Linked DNA regions of Mus musculus: region 2 is linked to region 1. Evidence: chromatin loops called from intact Hi-C (ENCODE). Cell type or tissue: gastrocnemius. All regions are shown on one strand.

The links. Hi-C counts contacts between places; a loop is a spot of excess contacts. Peaks named below come from ENCODE experiments on the same cell type or tissue, not always from the same donor. Only the 100,000 strongest peaks of a DNase experiment are listed, where the experiment ranks them.
Region 2: a loop joins it to region 1, with 10 times the contacts of the local background. A loop is called at or near these places in 1 of 42 quality-filtered maps.

The regions. Positions count from the first base shown.
Region 1 is chr11:60,429,941-60,437,940 of GRCm38, reverse strand. It overlaps Gid4 (GID complex subunit 4, VID24 homolog), which reads right to left. Exons shown (of 6, transcript NM_025757.4): 3 at 5,501-5,608; 4 at 1,492-1,593. Among named protein-coding and RNA genes, the nearest start is that of Gid4, 17 kb to the right of the region's middle. In gastrocnemius, no CTCF peak of the experiment used is centred here; no DNase peak of the experiment used is centred here.
Region 2 is chr11:60,503,473-60,511,472 of GRCm38, reverse strand. Myo15 (myosin XV) reads right to left here. Exons shown (of 65, transcript NM_001103171.1): 35 at 7,794-7,914; 36 at 7,619-7,686; 37 at 7,396-7,473; 38 at 7,049-7,232; 39 at 6,830-6,962; 40 at 6,487-6,592; 41 at 6,285-6,357; 42 at 5,390-5,511; 43 at 5,123-5,182; 44 at 4,556-4,631; 45 at 4,124-4,239; 46 at 3,920-4,038; 47 at 3,140-3,281; 48 at 2,472-2,583; 7 more. It overlaps Gm51901 (a long non-coding RNA gene), which reads left to right and starts at 1,346. Exons shown (of 3, transcript XR_003949693.1): 1 at 1,346-2,354; 2 at 2,491-2,633; 3 at 3,149-3,400. In gastrocnemius, no CTCF peak of the experiment used is centred here; a DNase peak (open chromatin) is centred at 4,003; H3K4me3 peaks cover 1,093 bases.

The sequences.
Region 1 (8,000 bases):
AACAAGCAGTGAAAGGCTATGCCCTTGCTCCTGGTCTCTGGGAGACAGAGTCAGAAGCCCAGGGCGTCAGGTGACCGGACAAAAGAGAAATTATCTGGAGACAAATCCACTGCTTTAACAAACTTTTTATTTAATTTTCAATGCTGGGATGAAACTCAGGACTTTGTGCGTGCTAGACAAATGCTCTACCACAAACACTCTCCATCTTCTCCAGTATTTTTTTTTTTAATGGACACTCTTTTCTCCCTTTTTCAACCTTCAAATATCATTTTAAAGTTTAATTTAGGGCTGAGGTCTAGCTTAGTAGTAGAACATTTGCCTAGCATGTGAAAACCCTGAGTTACTTCCTCAGCACAGGAAAAAATAATAATCTAAAAATCAGAGCTGGTGCTTTCAAGGATTTGTTGGTATGTTTCCCACTGTAGAGAAGGCTGAGGCAGGAGGCTCAGCAGGTGCTGGATAACAGAGTGAGCTAATACACATTGGATGGCAGAGGGACTAGAGAGGGAAGCTCGCTGTGAGCTATCCAGTGACTGTCTAGTGAAAAAATGATAGCCCATATCCAAAATGATCAGTCACAAAGCACAGACAGCAAGCAAATGGTACTTTACCTGCCTGACCTTTTTTGTTTCTTTTTTCTTTTAATTTTATTTATTTTATGTACATGAGTACTCTGTAGCTGACTTCAAACACACCAGTAGAGGGCATCAGATCCCATTATAGATGGTTATGAGCCAGCATGTAGTTTCTGGGAATTGAACTCAGGACCTCTGGAAGAGCAGTCAGTGCTCTTAACCGCTGAGTCGTCTCTCCAGCCCTAGCTGCCTGATCTTTATGAACACTGTAATATACTGTCATATTGAAGTAGCTTTCTGTCTCCTTTATTTATCAGACAATGGGGACTGGAGATGCTACGTGGACTTGCATTCATGTGGTTGTAGACAGCATATTGCCACGAGAGGCATAGGACTCTCAGGCAAAGACCAATCCATTGAAACCCTAGAGGGAGTCAAGGGCTCATGCTCCACTCCTGGCTCCTCATTTCCTGAGCTGTGGGAAGCAGAAGCCCTTGGTAGAGGATGTGGTTGGAGAGCAGTCATTCTGATGACATTTAAGCTCCTGGCAGGAACAGGACGCAGTGATGACTAGGTTCAAGCAGTTTCCCTGAGTCCCCAGAACACTTGGATGACTCAGCCTGGAGGCTCACAGGATTCTTGGGTGAAAAAAGAGGATACTGGTCAGCGGTGCCTACTGGCATAAATATGCCTGCTGCCCACTAAACAGCATAACCAGTTTACTAAGGTGTGCTCTGCAGCTACCACACCACTGGTGCTTACAAGTATGTAGGTACCCTGTCATGAAGACACGGCATTAAGCAACCAGCATGGAGGGTCCCTGTGGGGAGGGCATAACCTGCAAGAAGAAGTGTGTGTGGGTGCTCTAGAATCTGGCATATGGGTGTTTCGGGAGATGGCCTGGGCAGAATCTTACCTTCCACCTCATGAAGACATAATCCCCATTTTTCAGTTCTTCATAATCAAAGTCGTCTGAATTAAATGATTTTGCATACTGATAAAAAGCCAGAAACTTGCCCTAAAAACAACAGAAAGAAGAGTCTCAGTGATCCATACAAGGAAAGGTGGGTGTCTGAGCTCATGAGAGGACAGCTAGATGGACAAAGAGCTACTTGATTGTGTGCCCAGTAAACACAGCCAGTGGATAAGGTCTAAAGGGTGAGAATGGGCACAGTTCTAGAGTACCCCATCAGAACATATAAAGTAAAAATGGACTAGTGGGACTTCAGCAAAGAAATATAGAGTGGCGCTGGGCATGGTGGCACACACCTTTAATCCCAAACCTCAGGAAGTAGAGATCTCTCTGAGTTCAAGGCCTACCTTGTCTACATAGTTCCAGGCCAGCCAGAACTACATAATGAGACCCTGTCTCAAACACAACAAAACAAAAATACGGATGGGCGAGGACTGTCAAGGTAAGTCCCAGCACTGGGAAGGCTGGAGATAGGAGGATCAAGAGCACAGTGTTATGTTCAGCTACACAGGGATTCAACGCCAGCCTAGAATACATAGCTTACAAAACAAAATGGTGTTGGACAAGGGAGTATGTGACTTTCCTTTTTTCTTTTCTTTCTTTCTTTTTTTTTTTTTTTTGGTTCCTGGCTGGCGTGGAACTCAGAGAACCGCCTGCCTCTGCCTCCCAAGTGCTGGATTAAAGGCGTGCGCTACTACACCTGGCTGGTAGTATGTACTTTTAATTCTAGTATACGTGGGAGGTGGAGTCAAGAGGATTCCTGAGTTCAAGATTAGTTTGGTCTACATAGTAAGTTCTATACCAGCCAGGGCAACAGAGAAGTTCTGTTTTACCCAAACAAAAGACAAACACAAACAAAGGGACTGAGGAGATGGCTCAGTTGGTAAAGTACCTTGAGCTTAGATCCCTAATGCCCACATAAAAGCCAGGAAGGATGTATACACCTACAATGCTAGAGTTGCTCTCAGTTTAGAGAGAGACTGCCTCAAAAAAATGTGCAGAACTATAGAGGAAGATATCTGGTGTCGACCTCTGGCTCTATGTACATGCATAGCCACACCCTCCTACAAGGAACCTATACACTGTCTATCTATCTACTTATCTATCTGCAGACATAAAATGAATAGGACTAGAGAGTTGACTCAGTGGTTAAGGAAATTTTTGCTCTTGCATAAGCAAAGACCCAGGTTTGGTTCCCAGCACCCACACACATACATGCAGGCAAAACATTCAAGACACATAAAATAATAAATCTAAAACAAAACGCAAAGAACCAACCAAACAAAAGCAAAGAAGAGTCATTCTGGGACACTCTGTAACAGCATGTCCAGAGCTAGGCATGGTAGTAGACATACATAATTGCAGCACATGGGAGGCTGAGACAGGAGTAATCCAAGTTCAAGGACTGCCTAGACAACAAATTGAAAGAGTGCCTGTCCAATAGAGAAAAGTGGTTAAGGAAAGCTGGTTCTTATGGTTAGACATGAGGCTTGTGCCAGATATTCAGGTAGCAACTGGAACAGGCTAATAACGTAACTTAATAACGTAACTTAGAGAGAGAGAGAGAGAGAGAGAGACACCAGGTGTGGTGGCACATGCCTTTAATCCCAGCACTCAGGGGGCAGAGGCAGGAGGATCTCTGTGAGTCTGAGGCCAGCCTGGTCTACAGTGTGAGTTCTAGACAGTCAGGGATACACAGAGAGAACCTGTCTCAAAAAAACTAACAAACCACATAACCAACCAACAAAACAAACAAAAAACAACAACAAAGGAGTTTTATTTTTAAAAAAAAAAGACCAAACCAAACAAAACCAAAATATTTAATGCAAACCAAAAAGTCCCTAAACGTCTGTAGTCAACTCTTGGTCCAGACAATGGATGGATTCCAGGACGCTGTACAGACACCAAAATCCCCAGCTACTGTATCCCTCAGATCCAGCCACCGTATCCCTCAGATGAGGTGGTTGATGCGTATGTGGCCCGTACACATCACGCTTCTACACGCCCTCAACTGTCTCTAAGGAACTGAACTGCAGCAGAGATGCTCACCGACAACTGCACTGTACTGTGCAGAAAAGAGTGAAAATAAAAACAGCTTGTAGAGCCGGGCGTGGTGGAGCACGCCTTTAATCCCAGCACTCAGGAGGCAGGGGCAGGCGGATTTCTGAGTTCGAGGCCAGCCTGGTCTACCAAGTGAGCTCCAGGACAGCCAGGGCTATACAGAGAAACCCTGTCTCGAAAAACCAAAAAAAAAAAAAACAAAAAAAAACAAAAACCAGCTTGTAGAGCCGAGTAGAGACACACTCCCCCCCCCCCCCCCCCCTTCGAGGCAGGGTTTCTCTGTATAGCCCTGGCTGTCCTGGAACTTTCTTTTTTAAAGGCAAGGTCTTATAGAATAGCCCTCTCTGGTCTGGAACTCACTATGTAGACCAGACTGGCCTCAAACTCACATTTATCTGCCAGCTTCTGCCTCTGGTTGTTGAGATTAAAAGCTTATGTCATCACTCCTGGCAATATTGTTTTTAAGTTTTCTTTTATGTGTATAGGTGTTTTACCTGCATGTATGTCTGTGCACCATGTGTGTCAAGGAGGCCAGAAGAGGTGTCATAGCCCCTGCAATTGGAGCTACAGACAGTTGTAAGCTGCCACATGGTGCTGGGAACTGAGCCTGAGTTCTTTGGAAGAGCAGTAAGTGCCCTTAACTGCTGAGTCATCTCCTCAGCATGAGAGAGAATATTTTTTACTAGCATTTTCTTGTACTGCAAAGGAGAATCAATGAGTTACTTTCCCCAAACATTTTCAATCTACAATCAGCTGAATATACAAAATGCAAACTCAGATACAAAAGGACCCAAAAGAGGGTAAAATGAAGTTTGTATCTGCCTTAGTGCTATGTATTGTCGTTACGCATTTTTTCTGTCTAGTATTTTTAAATAAGCATATACTTTGTAAAAAATGAAATAAAAGGCCAACAGTAAAATTTTAATATGCACAGGAATCAAAACACTATAATATAGTTTGATATGTTAAGTCATAAATATTGTCATAAGGATATAAAGCATATGGAACCCGGACTTGGTGACCGGAGCTGTAAGTGTCACTAACAGGAAAGTGGTAGAACAGGTAGTTATCCTACAGCATAAACTGATGGCAAGCATAGCAAGACCTTCTCTCAACTCCAGAAACCAGCTGAGGATGTTGGCAGTGCCTGGGAGGCAGAGGCAAGAGAAACCACTAAGATTTTCAAGCCAATCTGGATTACAAAGCAAGATCCTATCTCAAAACAAACAAACAAACAAACAAACAACAACCCACACACTCCTACCCACCCCACAATCTAAGTCAAAGGCTGGTGTGACAGGACAAAAAAACCGAAACTGTGAAGATGTAAGACTTGGGTAAAGACCAAAACATAAACCAGGGAAAAGACCCCAGGGCAGTAACTGAGTTATTTTGACATACTCAGTGTTGAGAATGAGGAAACTGCACATGGAGCACTCAGGACAGGAATCTGAATTTCTCAGGAGGGTCTGGATGGAATAGGTAAGGCCTACCCTCAGTCTACTGGGATGAACAGAAAGATGCAACACACTTTGCCTTTGCAGGGGTTCATCAACCACAGCTCTACTGCAGACCATCCAGACACGAGGGGCAACTGCTACCTGCTCCATGGGGTTCCACTATACAGAGCTGACTAGAAAGGAACAGTAGATAAAAGATGGGCAGAACAGGGGAGATTGCCTGGGTTCTAACAGCCACACAAAACTGTGAGGAACTGAAGGATTGTTCTTATTACCTGATAAGTTAAGAAAAGGGTTGCTAGACCTGGAGCAACTATGGCTTGTGTAGGAATAAGTTCTGAGTAACTCCTCCTGGGGACAAGGCCCGGGGTTCAGGCCTGCCATCTCCAGATGTCTTCTACTGCCAGGGCAGAGCACACAGCCTTACTCACCCAGTGTTTCCGATCCACGTCTTCATCTGCGTCCCACTTCCGAGTTAAGAAAGGGTGTTTTTTGCTTATTATTTCTCCTTCAAAGAAGGTTGTAAGGGTTGGATATTCCTATAGCAAAAGCAACAAGACATTAAACGTGCATTTCTGGTTTGTTTGTTGTTTGTTGGTAGTATGCCTGGCTCTGAACCCAGGGCTCCACACATGTTGAGTGATTTCCCTCCCACTAAGCTCCACAGAGACACTGAGTGAGCATTTTACCTTGGTCCTGCTAATGGAACCTAGGACCTCAGGCTTCCCAAAGGTGTGATTGCTCTCTTGCTTCCTGCCTATTTTCACCTCTCAGAGGTAACCAATCTTGCTATACGTTTTTCTAATACTTTGACAAAATCAACACAACAAAACAACTGTTAGATCTACTGATCTGTCAACAGGCTATGGACATAAACCTGAATTTAGCTGCTTAGATAGTGAAGAGGCTCTAGGGTTTTGAAGACTTTGCCAGAGGAAAAAACTTCTCTTTGACCTCACTGGCTATGTTCGGGTCTCTTACCAGTATTGTCTACTACAAGTAAACTCTGAATTCTCTACAGTCAAAGCAGAATACAAGTTACGCTGTTTTCTGGGGTGTATCCCAGCAAAGGCTCCAGAGTTAGTATACAGAGCTGAATCTCCCTTGACCTTGGGCCAACCCTTCATGGATCCTCAAGCTCCCTTGCTACCTTTTGTTTTTTTTTTGGTTGAGACAGGGTTTCACTGTGTGTCCTTGGCTGGTCATGGACTCACAGAGATCAGCATGTCTCTACCTCCCAAGTGTTAGAATTAAAGGCATGTGCCACCATAACTGGCATTATATCTATTCTTGAAGTTTCCAGGACTAGAAATATCTCTGGAAGAAAATTTTCAGATATGCTAGAAAGACAGTTAATTCTGTCACATGGATTAAGAACAATTTATATAAGGAAAAATATGCAAACCATGTGTGCAATACAAAATCACAACCATTCATAAAGATGCCACCTCAAAAGCTGAGCTGTTATAGTCGTTAAGGAAAAAAAGATGAGAGTGGAGACGTGGTTCAGCAGTTGAACATGTATTACTTCATCAGAGGTCCAGGTTTCATTGCCAGCACCTGCATGGTGGCTCACAACTGTATGTAACTCCAGTCCCAGGGGATCTGATGCCCTCTTCTGGCCTTGTAGCATCAGGTACACATGTGGTGCACAGACATATATGTAGGAAAAACACCCGCATACTTTGAATAAATAAAATTAAAATAATAGAGCCACACTGATAGTTTTTTCACTTCTGTAAGTGCAAAAACCCTCTTAAACAACACTGCACAACCTGTGACTCAGGGGACACACTGAAGAGGCCTGTTGTGACACTACTGTGTGCTTTTATTATTAATTTGTGGACTCCAGGACCCGGTGTGCACAAGTGTTCTACCACTGAGCTACATGCACAGTCTGTTCTTTCTCTTTTGTGTGTGAGTATGTGCACATGCATGGGTGTGGAGGCTGGAGTGACCGTTTCTTCTGAGATGGGGCTCACCAGCTAGTGGACGGGCTGGCAGTGAGTCCCAGTGATCTGTTAGTGTCCATCCTGGCTGCACTAGGGTTACAGACTTACATGATCATGACCGTCCTTTGTTTTTTAAACACAGGTGCTGGGGATCTGAATTCAGGTCTTTAGTAGGCATTTTACCTACAGAACCATCTACCCAGCTCCACATCTATCCCATTTCATTTCTTGTTTTGTTTTGTTTTTGTTTTTGTTTTTTGAGACAGGGTTTCTCTGTATAGCCCTGGCTGTGCTGGAACTCACTTTGTAGACCAGGCTGGCCTCGAACTCTGAAATCTGCCTGTCTCTGCCTCCCAAGTGCTGAGATTAAAGGCATGCGCCACCACGCCTGGCCCCATTTTATTTTTTAACAGTGAACTTAGAAATATACAAATCTAACATCCTCCAAAACCTCAAACTCCTACACTAACAGTGCTGGGTTGGGTTTCTCATACAGATATGAATATTTTCCTAAATGGAAGTCTAATCTAAGTTAAAAAACTACACTAATCCATCTTTGGCAAGAACTATATAGGCCCAAAAGTCCATAGAATATTTTATTTTAAAGGTTACATATCTCTTTAGACACATTTATATTTTATGTGTATGATGTTTTGCCTATACAGATGTCTGTGTGTCACATGTCTGCCTGGTACTTGCAGAGGCCAGAATAGGGTGCTGGATCTTCTGGAACTATAGTTAAGGATGGTTGTGAGCTGCATGTGGGTGCTAGGAACCAAACCTCAGTGCTCTGAAGATCAGCTAGTGCTCTTAACCATTGAGCCATCTCTCTAGTATCTTCCTTCCATTATGATTTTGTTTATTTTGAGACAGGGTCTTTTTTTTTTTTTTTTTTTTTTGGGTTTTCCAGACAGGGTTTCTCTGTGTAGCCCTGGCTGTCCTGGAACTCACTTTGTAGACCAGGCTGGCCCCAAACTCA
Region 2 (8,000 bases), 74 kb before region 1:
TGCTTTTTGCTCAAACCACTCTGAGTTGGATTTCTGTTGCATGGAACCAAGAACCGATATGGCATCCTAGGAGTTGAAAATGAGAATTTCTGACACTGAAATGGGGTTGCCTTTTTCATAGAGGAAGAAAGAGGAGAAATGCCATGCTCTCGACCAAGCAACTCCCAAAACATAAAGCAGGGAGGAAGGGAAGTGGAACACAGCTGAGGAGGGGGAAGTTCTGAGATGGGGGAGTGCACAGTGGGCTGAGTCTCAGGCTACTCACTGCTTAGGGCTGCTGTTGTCTGTGATCTGCTTCACAATCTGGCAGTAGCATTCATCTCTCATGACCTCATGGTCTCCACAAAGCTGAAAAAAAAAAAAGGCACACCAAATCTCCTGCTGTGCCAGGTCTGGAGGTTCTCTGCTCCCCTGCACCAGCAGGATACATTCATTCCCCTCTGGGCAACGTAAGAGGTTTCCCAGTGCACCATAACTGACAATGGGGGAAACAAAGGCACAGAGCAAGACAGAAGCATGAGGCAACGCTTCGGGCGGGACTGACCTTCAGAAGGGTGCAGAGAACATCCAGTTCGCTCTGGCCCTTCAGTGGGGCATCTCCCATGAACCTCATCACAGCTGTAGGAAAGACCCATCCTGCTCAGGCCCACCATGCCCAAGATGCCCATCCCAAGAGTCCCCACAGTCCGTTCTTTCCCTGGGAGCCTGCTGCTGAGACAGCGAGAGGCTTCCATTCTCTTCAAAGTGCGTTGGGTTTGGGGAAGAGACAACTCTCAGAACCAAAGAAGAGAGGCAACAAACACAGGTCACACAGTATTACATCCCACACACCTACAAACATGTCAACCGCCATCTTGTTGAGATTGCTGTCACTGAGTTCAATGAGGGATTCCTGGATCGGGACCTGTGAGGAGACCAAAGGGTTGTATCACAGCGAAGCGGGGGACAGAACAGAAGAGGGACTGCACCATGCTTTCAGACTGAATTACAGCAGCTTGGAGAGCTCACATCACAAAATAGGGACAGTCACCAACTGTGCTGCAAGGAACCCTGGCTCCAGATGCTGTCAGCCAGAGGCTTCCAATGGGGACAAGTATTTGCTCTAGGGGATAGAAAGAAGGTTTCTGCCAACACCACCTTACAGATGAGGAAACTGAGGCACAGAACATGCACCTTAGTGAAGCAAAGCACGTCCTCCAGAGTTTTGGACTCCCGATCCTCCTTAGACTTCAGCTTGAGGCCATCCCTGCAACAAATGGGTGCCACTACCCAGTCTTGCATCCCAGCCTTTGGCCACATCTAGGCCCCTTCCAATCAGTCTACCCACAGGAAGGCACCCAGAGTCTGAAACTAAGAGGCTTCCTGATCCACCCTGCAGAGTTCAAGAGAGAGAAGGGGAAGCGGAAGACGGATCTCTATACCCACCGGGGACGCCTCCGAGGGTCTCGGAAATACTTCTGGGCAAATTCGAGCATTGTGCTCGGTGGGAGCGCTATGGAATCCTCTCCGCTGTCAGCGGAACGCGCCCTGACTGGGGGACCCTGCAGGATAGGTGCAGTTACCAAGACCCATCGTCACCCCCACCTCGACCCTCCTGTGAGAGCTGACCTCCCACCTGGCCACGTTTCTGGACCCTCGAGCCTCACTCCTCACTTGCAAAGACGCTAAGTCAGGCCCCTGCTCTCTAGGCCAGTCCCTTGCATAGGATTGGCTGCATCCACGGATGGCCCCATCCCTACAGTTTCCTCCTTGGGGCTCACCTCTCTCCGGCGCCCCACCTCCTGTGCGGCTGCTGCAGAGGCCACAGCGGCGGCCACCGCGGCAGCCCGGCCCCGCCCTGGCTCTGCCGGGAGCTGCAAGAAGTCTGGAGCAGCTGCGGGCTGCACGAGCTCTGAAGGAAAACGTCCTACGCGCCCGTGGACGGCCCCGAACCTCCAGCCTACGGACAGGGAAAGGAAAAACGGGAAGGTCTTGTTTTGGGACAGAGCGGGTCCTTTAAGAAGGTTTGGGCTCTCCCTTGGTCCATTCTTAGTACGCTTTTTGTCTTTGTGGTGGGTTTTTTGTTTGTTTTGTTTTGTTTTGTTTGTACTGGGAATGAGTGCCAAGAGCAACAGGCCATAGGTTCGGAAAAACACCTCAGCCACATGTGCAGGCGGAGATTGGGTTGAAGAGTTGTTGGCTCGCACTGTCAGGTCGCCGTAGGAGACCAAGGAGGGGGGGGGGCACCAATAAACTCTTATCATGTGTCTGCAGTGTGTTTGGAACCTGGACTAGTACCCCTATCTGGCAGTCCAAGTTTGGGGTATCTGCAAGCACTCACCAAAGTCAGGGCCTCTCCGCCTCAGCTCCTCCAGGTACACCAGTTTCTTGCGGACTACACAACCGGCGCTGTAGCCTGTGGGAGGAGCTTGCATCAGCGCGTACCAGGGAAGCCCTTCTCCCAGGCTCTTCCACCCAGCCATGGAACTGACCCACTCTAGTTGGTTCCAGGCTCTGCAGGTGGATGATGTCACCCTTGTGGAAGGACAGCAGCTCGGGGTCTTCAGACAGGAAGTTCCTCACTGCCACAACATAATCAGAATCCTGGAAAACACCAGGAATAGAGTGCTATGTACTGACTGCCTTCGTCCCAGGTGCTTCCAGCCTTTCTACTGCTCCTTCCATTCTCCCAAGCCAGCAGAGAAGGCACATTCCCTAGGTGGGCAGGGGGGAGTGATGAGTGTTCTCTAGATAGGCATTACACAGGATAGAAGCCCGAGGTTGCTGAGCACACTCTTGTGCCACTGATCCCTCCCTAAGCCTTCTGCTGTATCCTCCTGGGCTGGGTGCTGGGCCTGGGGCATGTCCTGTCAAGGTGTAGAGGCAGACAGAGAAGGAGGTTCTGAAAGCAGGTAAAGCAGTTCTGAGGAGACAATTGCTTGGGGGCTTAGAGGAGATGCATTCCGTACTGCTGAGGGCAGGGGTGAAGAAGATGCTGGGAAAGCAAAAGGCACGGCAGAGGGAAGACACGGCTCATTGGGGTAGACGCCTTTGGATATGTTCTGTGGTGTGCACATGTAATAGTGGATTCACACTCTGGCCAGCCAGGCTGTGGTATGTCTACTGCAGCGGTGGGCAACACCCATGGAGGAATACCAACCTTCTTCAGTTCCAGAATGAAGGTGTCTACTAGGGTCTTGACCTGCTGCGCCCGGGCTGAGAAGAGGATGAGCTTCTCGTTGGACAGATTGAACTCTAGCATGTTCTGAGATGGCATGGTTACAAACAGGATGTCTGCAAAGCTGGAGGGAGAGAAGGTGACAAGAGACCAGGACCTTATGGCTAAGAGGATGCCCTCCTCCACAGGTGTTTTCTGTTCCTGTTTCCCCTCTCTGATCCATCTGTGGGTTCTGTGTATCTCTTTATTTTTTATTTTTTTTATTTTTTTTTTTTTTTGTTTTTCGAGACAGGGTTTCTCTGTGTAGCCCTGGCTGTCCTGGAACTCACTCTGTAGACCAGGCTGGCCTCGAACTCAGAGATCCGCCTGCCTCTGCCTTCCGAGTGCTGGGATTAAAGGCGTATGCCACCACGCCCGGCGGATTCTGCGTATCTCTTAAAATCTTTGTACCATATTCCAGCCCCACAGTCCAACCACAAAACCAAACTATGCCCACACAATATCTTTGTCTCCTCCGTTGGCCCAGTTTTCTCCATTTCATCCTTCAGAGCAAAGAGCTCTCCCCTAGCCAGTGATCAAAACTCTTCCCTGGCCTCATGTTGAAAGGGACAAAGGGACTCCAGTGGGGAGTCTGGGCATTCAGCAGGGTCTCAGGTCTAGGGACATCTCCTCCCCCAGATGCCCAGGGATTTGGTTGATCTCAGCAGTTACCCCTCAGAGTTACCAGCTCTGCAGGCTGGGCTGGCATGTGCCTGGCATCACCTGTATGCACACAGGACGCGGAGCCGCCTGCTGGCCTCCTTGCTGCCCTTGACCATCTGCAGGAGCTTGATGCCAGTGTGAGACACAGCTAGGATCTGCACGCCGGTGCCAACACTGCCCTAGGAAGTGTGAGCCTGGTGAGGCCTTCCGTTATTCTCCCTGGCTGCTCCGGGCAGGCGGGAAGGGGTGTTCAGGGACTCCTACCATTGCCGGGAAGAGGCGAGAGAAGTAGATCTCCCAGCTGTCTCGGGCCATGCTGATGGCGGCCCGCTTCACACTTTCTGTTACCAGAGGTCGCTGTGTGTCCAGCTGGTTCTGGGCTAAGAAAGACCAATCCTGCTCAAGACCCTCTTCCCTCCTTGACAGCTCCCATTCCAGAAGTTGGGGTGGGGTGGGGGGTGAAAGGCTGGCATCACAATGAGCTGTCTGACCAGGGGAAGCCACAGATAGATACAAGGGCCGTACTGTATGATACATGTCGCTGGCTTCCAGGAACTGCAGCCTGGGGAGGCTGAATAAGGACAGGCACGTGTGGGAGGCAAGAGGCCTGGGTGTGCCCTTAGCCTTCTTCCAGATGAGGGCTGGCCCCCAATCTGGTTGACAGCCCACCAGCATCCCTTCCCTTCCCCAAGGTACCAAACAGAGCCTTCATCTGCAGCCGCTCATCCTCAGATATGCGCAGGCAAGCCTCGGAGAATGTGTCATGCAGGATCTGCAGGAAGAAGTGTGTCCCGGCAGCTGGCCAATGAGTGCCCCTGCCAGGCACTGAGGTCTATGTCTGGGTTCGTGGGAAGGGGTTTCTGCTCTGCAGCACTAGTGTCATCTGTAAACTGGGTTGCCTTCGTTATCCGAGCCTTCACACGGTCATCTTCCTAACCCTTTCTGCCTTTCCCAGGCCTTGTGTGTTCACATGTGTTCAGTGAGGCTGGGATTTGACCTCTAGGCCCTACTGAACCCAGAGTGACTGGTTTTTTGTTTTGTTTTTTGATTTGTTGATACAGGGCCTTATATCAAAACTCCTGGTGCTTCTTCCTCCACCTTCTGGGTGCTGGGGTTACAGGCATGAACATATTTTGAACTGTGACTTATCAGATGGACATGTGGCCTTGCTAACTTTGTTTATGGTAGTTGGGGGCAGGGGAATCAGTAAAGCAGCTCCCAAATTTACAGACCCTGAGGTGGGAGGGAAGAAGAAGGCCTCACCTGCCGGAACAGGAGGTCTAGCTGCACAGGGTGACTGTAGTTGTCCTTGGGGTAAAATACCTGTGTAGGTAGGCCTTAGTTACTCATGGGTTACCCATCCTTTTGATTGGACCTCACCCCCAGATGCAGCCCCTGGCTGACTCTTACCCTAGCTCCAGCCCCATTCCCATTCTTCACGGTTCCCCTGCCCAGGCTCCCTAGATAGCTCTGTACATATTTAGTTCTGCCCATATTTATTTAGCTCATCCTCTGGCCTGCTCCTTGCACCTCCTTGCGCAGGAAGATCCGCCAGGGGATGTCCTGGTAGCCATAGAAGTTGGGGTTGACTAGGCGGTGCAGCTGTGTCTGCACAGGATCCTCTGGAGGCTCCAGCGACCTTGAAGGCTGCACTGTGGAGGGCAGGGGCAGAGAGTATATGGGGTTTCTTGGGACCCAGCAGGAAAGGCGGGACTACGAGGGGCAGCTGATGGTGGTGACAGGAGGTATTGTGGAAGTACAGCAGGGTGATTCAGGTGGGCTGGACAAACCTCTCTGAAGTGATACTTGAGCTGGCACCTGATTGATGGGCACGAAGGAGCCAAGTGCCCAGAGATGCCTCCTCTTGGAGGAGACAGCTGTGCAAAGGTCTCAAGGTAGGGGCAAGTTTGGTGTGTTAGTTACAGGAACCGAATGTGCCAAGAGGAAGGAGTCGAGAGGAAAGGCCATGGGACAGGGCAGATGAATAACACAGGATGGTCAGGATCACAATGAAGAGATTGGTGTTCATTATAGGAGCTCTTGTCAGAGACGTGATAGGAGCTGACTCATGTTTTAGGGTCACTGCCTGATTAGGGCTTCTCTTTTAGCACAAAGGTTTATACCTCTGGTCTGATACTTTCAAGTTGTATGACCTTTGGAAGCCATTAAACATCTTTGTGCCTCTGTCTCCCTACCTTTAACAGGTATGGACATAGTATTGTTTTGATGAGCTTCTATAGGAGTCACAGAAGCCCAGGTGGGGCTGGCCTGACACCAGGGATTTAAGGGGTGATGCTATAATGACACAGTGTGTACTTTTGACTCAGAGACACACACAGCCCCAGAGACACCCCCCCACCCCCATGCTCACAGGCTCACTCACTCACTTGGACACCTCTGGCATGTTCCATCCTGTGGTCCTCACCTGGAGTGGGCCCCATGCATGGCCTTGGAGCACTGGTCACCGGCTTCACCATGGCCACAGCCTCTCTGGACACCTGTCCCATCACAAAGAGAGCACTCAGGGAACAGTAAGCAGGCCATGAAGGGGAGGCCTAGGGCCATGCTGAGAGGGTAGCTGGCTTCTGAGGCCTCTATCCCTATGAGGTACCCAACCCACTCTTTACCTGAGTGCCAGGCACTACTGCTAGTTGAGTCTTCTGTCCCTTCAGAATCATTAGGGCCTCCTCATGGGGGTCAGGTGGCCTCCTGAAGACCTTTCCACCATCCGTCCTGGCAGGTGACCCATGGCAGGTTAGATACAAGGTATCCCCTTATCCACATCCCCAAAGTGGGGCCCCCCTCCCCTAGACACCAATACAAATAAGCACCAGAAAGGAGCTGAGGCTGTTCAGCATAACTGTGACCATGTCAGCCTGAGCCTCTGGTTGCCCAGGGGACCATCCTGAGTGGTGATGCGCCTAGGACAGTGCTGCTGAAGGTAAGCTGAGGGCTGATGGCTGGACCCACCTGCGGGCCTCAGGGTGTCCTGCCCAGGGTGGCTGTTTGTATTGCTTGATGATGCTTCTGATCTGCTGTGTGGGTTGTGGGAAGTGCTCTGAGTTGAGTGTGGAATACCGAACCAGCTCAGGGGAAGCCGAAACTGTGAGGACAGGTTGCCAGGTGAGGCCATAGGGCCCAGTCACCCTGGCTTCTCTGGGAAGTCTCTGGACTTGGATGGACACTCACTGGATTCTGGAGCAGTCCAATCTTGAGCTAGGATTGGGACAGCCACGGGCTTGCTAGGTATCTTCGGGGCCTTTGCCACAGAGCCCGGAGCCCACGACTGTGGAGTCGGACGCACCAGCACAGGCTTGGCTGGGGGGCCAGTGCCTACTACAGTCTTCGGCCGTGCCTCTGGTGCTAGGGGTCTCTGTGAAGAACAGGCCATGAGGTGGCCATCCAGGAAAAACTGGCTTAAACCCATGCACCCCATCTCTACCCAAAGTGGACTACAGGATTCCTGGCCTCAGAAAGGCACAGTAAACTCATGGATTATCACAGTATTCCTGTTTATCCCGGGAAGCTCTGCTCACCTCTGGGAGCTGAGGTCTTGAGGTTGCACTCAGAGGCTGCTGCTGAAGTGCCAAAGCCTGCAGGGTCATCTCCCGGGCCTGGGAATAGGTGACCATGGTGACCAGGTGGACCTCTTTCTGAGTACACACTGGTGTGTATGTTCGTGCGCATGTGTGCACGCACGCGGGCACACACACACGCACACACACACGCACACACACCCTGTGCTCCGTCCCCACTCACCAGTAGCACAGCCTGCCTGTGGATGAAGGCTTGCTGCAGAGCCAGTGTGGAGGCATCCAGGCCTGGGACTGCGGGGCCAGGCAGAGGACACAGGTGGGCACAGGTGTTGAGGAAGCAAGAGCTCCCCTGTGCACTGCCCGCCCCTAGCCCAGAAGCACGCTTAGGAGGCACTGACTGGGCTTGAGCTTGGGTTCCGGGGGTCTCCGGGAGGTATCTTCAGAAGTACTGCCACCACCTCCACCTGGCTGGCCCCCACCTTTCATGCGGTAGGCGATGGCTGTCGGCTTCTCCAGGTCCTGGGGCAGCAGTGGCCGCCTCACTGCTGTGATCCCCAGGATCCATGGCAACAGGCACCTGACACCAGCCTGAGCTCCCAACCCAC